Regions from separate parts of the Mus musculus genome. Here region 1 is linked to region 2. A link is a loop called in an ENCODE intact Hi-C map of the cell type or tissue named here. Cell type or tissue: heart. All regions are shown on one strand.

Region 1 (2,500 bases), 210 kb after region 2:
AAAAGTGTTTTCCTGCTAACAGCCGTTGTTTTGTTGAAGCATACTCAGGGCTGTGGAGATGGTGCAGCATGTTGTTGCCAAGTCTGATGGCCTGGATTCTGTCCCCAGAACCCACTCCTGAGAGTTGTTCTCTGACCTCTATGTACATGTGATGTACATACACACACCCATGATAAATAAATTGAAAAAAAAAAAAAACATTGAAAACCAACTCCCACTGGGCAGTCTTTAATCCCAGCACTCAGGAGCAGAGGCAAATGGATCTCTGAGTTCGAGGCCAGCCTGGTCTAAAGAGTGAGCTCCAGGATAGCCAGGGCTACACAGAGAAACCCTGTCTTGGAAAAGAAAAAAGAAAAGAAAAGAAAAGAAGAGAAGAGAAGAGAAGAAAACGAAAGGAAGGAAGGAAGGAAGGAAGGAAGGAAGGAAGGAAGGAAGGAAAGAAAAAGAAAACCAGCTCTTTAACTTGTTATGCTTAGTAGATGTGACTATGTTGATAATTTTGGTTTTTCTTCCATCTCTGATAGGGGGACCTTTCCTAAGTTACATGGGTTTGGGCTCTGCCATCACCTTGCTGTGTGTCCCTGGGCAAGTCACTACACCTTACCTCTGTAATTGACATAGTTAGCTCTATATGGCCTTTTTAGTTAACAAGGAGTCAGAGTTAATTAAGTAACTAGCCTGTAGTTTAACTTGGAATCTTACCTTCCTCTTAATTCTATGTTGGATACTCTGTGTTTACTTAACCTTTACGGAAACCCAATGCAATTAACATTAAATAATACATTTTGTAGATAAGGAACTGAAGCTGAGAATGACCACTTGTATAACTTGGCCAAGAATACAGAACTAACCAGCTGACTGGAGCTGGGCCCAGTACCCCTCTCTGAGCCCTAACCTGATTTTGCTGAGGTCAGGACAGGGCATAGGAGACTCCAGGCTGCTGCTGTTGCCTCTAGCTCTGCAGCTTAACAGTTCTCTCAGACTGCCCTGGGCCCAAGTGTGTCTTAGCAGTAGTTTTCCTGGGAAGAAAGATCCCTCTTCTGAGACTGTGGGCCAGTCCTCACCTCAGTGCCCTGAGGCCTCTGTATCAGTCCTTGGCTCTGTTTGGCTACCTTTTGATACTGGCTCCCTTGGCCTTTGAACCTAATGACTTCTGCTCAGGCCAGTGCTCCATTCTCTTTAACTAGTAAGTTTCAGGAGGTGGCTCTGCCTTCTCAAGCTCAAGTCTCTGGCTAGACCACCTCCCTAGAGTGCTGGGCAGAGCCAGTTCTTAGTCCTGTCCCCACCCGTCCTCAGCAGCTAACCTTAAGTGACTGCATCTCCACCCACCCCTGGCCTACAGTCGGTTTCTAATCTGCTCCCTGCTCAGGCTGTCCTCACTGCAGGAGAGGAAGTCTCTAAAGCAAACAGGAAGCGCCAGAGACACCCACCAGCTGGAATTGATAGACCTTTTACCAGGAAGGACAGCAGTGTGAAGTTAGGGTATGGAGCAGAGAAAAGAAGCGTGAACATTCCTCACAGGGACTAAGAAGGGGCGATATTGCTGCAGCCCTTGGTGTCTTGAAGGCTTCAGCTTAGAAAAGTGAGGCCCTGCCCCACTCAGTGGTTGCTCATGTATGTCAGTATGGATTTGTCTGCCTTCCCTTCTCAGCTGGAGCTCAGGTGTGTCAGTCAGCTACTTCTGTTTGTTTCTTTGAGACGGGGTCTCACTCTGTAGTCCTACCTGGCCTCTGACCTTACAGAGCTCCCCATGCCTCTGCCTCTGAGGAGCTGATTTTAAAGCCGTGAGTTCTAGACTCCAGAGATTCTGATGTAGATGGTCTAATGTAGATTCTGAAGAGAAAAGTGGCTACTGACCTGAGGCACCCAGAGTACAGCAACAATGAAGAGCAATGTCCTGATTGTCCTGTTTCTTGTCCATTCTTAGCATGTGCACAGACTGTAGTGTCCAGGGCCCTGAGCTTGCTTCTGCCCCTTCGTGTGTATTATTGGGAAAAGACATACTAAATATGGTGTTTCCCCAAGTCCTTCCACATGCTCCCTTTCTATGAAAGGCATGAAGTTGGGGTTGGTGCTCACTCTTGATGGTCTGTGAGTGAACCAGGATTCTTATTGAGGGCTGGGAATGGGTCTTGAGGGAGTCCTTTGTCATGGGCCTGAAGTTTCACCATTGCCAAACATTCAGGGGAAAAGATTGTTACTCATCCTACGGGCAGCTATGTTGGTGCCTAGCTCTTAAGGACTTGATTTCTTTACTCCAAACAACTTAAACTTATTCTGCTACTTGATTTAAAATATGGAATATCTTTGCTACTAGTTCAGGAGGAAAGATTCCTTGCACACATATATGTACACCACACATGCATACACGCACTATACACACATGTAAAATTAATTAATATAAATGTTAACAGTGAATTAATCTGGCAGCTGTATTTCTTTACCTTTGCTAGTCTTCAAAAACAATACAGAGAAGCCAAGATTTATTTCAAGCTATATT
Region 2 (2,500 bases):
ATCTGTAGTGGGCATCTGACGCCCTCTTCTGGTGTGTCTGAAGTATATAGCTACAGTGTACTCATATAAATAAACAAATCTTTAAAAACAGAAAAATCTGCAGCCTTCCACAGGTGTGGGAGGAATGTTTTCAATCTCAGCTCACTCAGGAGATAGAGGCTGGAAAAAAATCTCTGAGATCCTAAGATCCTGTCTCAAGAAAACAGGATACTAGTAAGAAAACAAAAACCTGAAGTTTCCTGAACTGTGTATATTAGCTGTGTTTTAAAATATACCATTGGGGGATTATCTTTGTGGAGAGGTAACAGCCCCTTGTAGATTTTAGATTTTTATCTTTATCTCTCTTTGTGCTAATCACCAGCAATACAAACACCAATAGGTGTACTTGTAAGTCCCTACCATCACATATACATACAAATCACTGCAGTACGCAGAGTTCATTCTCTATGACAGAAAGCCAAGCATATACACGTACCATGAACTGCTGATTCCAACTCAGTAAAATCTGTACTCCCAACATACAAGACGTGAAATAGGTCAGATAATTTCAAGAGCGTCAAGACCCCCCCCAAAAGACTAAATGGATGTTACTCCTAACTCCTGCCACTCTAGTTAAGCAGTAGTGGGAAAGTGTGGAAGAACTGGTTTGTCTCAATTGGACATTTAAGTTTAATGGTGAAAGACTAGTTAATGTTAACAATGAATCCTAAAATCATCAGAATATTTTATGGGCTTTCTCTCTGTGTGTGTTAGCTTCAGTTCTTAAAATTAAGTGCCTAATTAAAAGTGATTTAATTTTGTCTGCACGTTTTTCTGCACAAGGTGTGTGTCTTTGCTGCGGGCAGAGGCCTGAGGAGGGCTTCAGATCCCCCCCCCCCCCCCAGACCCCAGAGTGGAGTTACAAATGGCTAAGAGCCATCTTGTGGGATGCTGGAACTTGAACTTGAATTTTTACCAGGATCAGCCTGGCAGTCCCCTTAACTTAGGCATCCCTCTAGCTCCTAAAATAAGTACCTTTTAATGGAAACAAGTTGGTCAAAACTATCTTTCAGAATTTCAAGACCCAGTATAACAGTTTAAAAAAAAAAGAACTCAGACACACGTGGAAATGGCAAGTACTGTGTATTCGTGTCAGCTGTCATGCATAGGCTCTCTGCATTTCTGTGAGCTGACCAATCAGCCTTGCTGTTGAGATTCAGGTTTGAAATGGTGGAACAGAGAACCGGGTTATAGCCACTATTCTCCCCCACGCAATCTAGTAATTACTCTATTTCCACGTCATATTTCCGGGTGTATGCCCATAATCACGCAGAACTGAAGTTCAGAGCAGCCAGGAGTTGCCCATGTTCTTTTTTGATGTCTCCACAAACCCAAATGCTTAAGTGGGGTGACACCTGGGGACCGCCTAAGTGGCTGATTCCCACGTGGTAAGGAGCTCACAAACTCGCCCCCACGTGGTGCCAAGGGCCGGGAAAAGGGAGAGCGGGCAGAAGCGAGCCGTATCAGGGCATTTAAAGTGTCTTGACGTCACGCACTGCCAGGAACTCAGCTGAGTTTTCAGCAGGACATTCCGCTAATGTCTCCTCCCTCCCCCCGGGCTTTTTTGTAAGCTAGGCCTCTGCGCGTCCCTTGGTCGCGGAGGGAGGAGCACAAAGCTCTCAGAACAGCCAACTCAGGGAGGTGTGCCCAGAGCTCTCGACCCCGCCTTCTCTCCTAGAGGCGTTTTTCATTGGTTAGTGGGCGGGGCTTAGGAAGTACAGCGCTCGCCCGGAGGCCTCAGGGTGGCCTAGCCAGCTGGCCATTCCTTAATTATGCATGGAGGCGTGTCTTGGCCAGTGGCGGCTGGGTGGGGATTGGCTGGAGGGGCTGTAATTCAGCGGTTTCCGGAGCTGCAGTGTAGACAGGGAGGGGGAACCTGGGGTTCCGACGTCGCGGCGGAGGGAACGAGCCCTAACCGGATCGCTGAGGTACAACCCCGCTCGGTGTCGCCTGACCGCGTCGGCTAGGAGAGGCCAGGCGGCCCTCGGGAGCCCAGCAGCTCGCGCCTGGAGTCAGCGCAGGCCGGCCAGTCGGGCCTCAGCCCCGGAGACAGGTGAAGGGGGTGCAGGGTGGGGCCACCTCCCCGACGGCACGGGGGACGGCATGGGGGACCCCACGGTTCGTCAGCTGTGGGGGTGCTTAGAGCTGTGAATGGACACTTACATGGGGCAGGAGGATAGGAGGAGACACACAGGGTCGTCCCGGCGGCACTGACGTCCGGATGACAGGAACCAGCCTGGGAAAGGAAGGGACGCTGTAAGTTTCGAGGGGGAGATGCGGAGAGAGAGTGGGGAGTTCTGGGGGGTGTAGGACCGTGGGGGGGAGGACATTCTAGGCTGAGGGTAACAGAACTGACAGAAGCGGCCCTCCTGTGACTGCTCCCGGAGGCTAGGGACGTTCGGGCCACCAGAGCCACTGCCACTCAGGTGGAGATCATTGGGGTGGAGGCGTTAGAAGGAGC

Evidence for each region. Hi-C counts contacts between places; a loop is a spot of excess contacts. Peaks named below come from ENCODE experiments on the same cell type or tissue, not always from the same donor. Only the 100,000 strongest peaks of a DNase experiment are listed, where the experiment ranks them.
Region 1: a loop joins it to region 2, with 2.2 times the contacts of the local background. A loop is called at or near these places in 14 of 42 quality-filtered maps.

What each region holds. Positions count from the first base shown.
Region 1 is chr11:100,723,972-100,726,471 of GRCm38, reverse strand. All of the region lies in intron 1 of Rab5c (RAB5C, member RAS oncogene family), which reads left to right. Among named protein-coding and RNA genes, the nearest start is that of Hspb9, 11 kb to the right of the region's middle. In heart, no CTCF peak of the experiment used is centred here; a DNase peak (open chromatin) is centred at 1,351; H3K27ac peaks cover 1,300 bases.
Region 2 is chr11:100,938,848-100,941,347 of GRCm38, reverse strand. It overlaps Stat3 (signal transducer and activator of transcription 3), which reads left to right and starts at 1,808. Exons shown (of 24, transcript NM_213659.3): 1 at 1,808-2,092. It overlaps Gm46295 (a long non-coding RNA gene), which reads right to left. Exons shown (of 2, transcript XR_001780333.2): 2 at 1,106-2,275. In heart, a CTCF peak has its summit at 1,524; a DNase peak (open chromatin) is centred at 1,807; H3K4me3 peaks cover 1,487 bases; H3K27ac peaks cover 1,496 bases.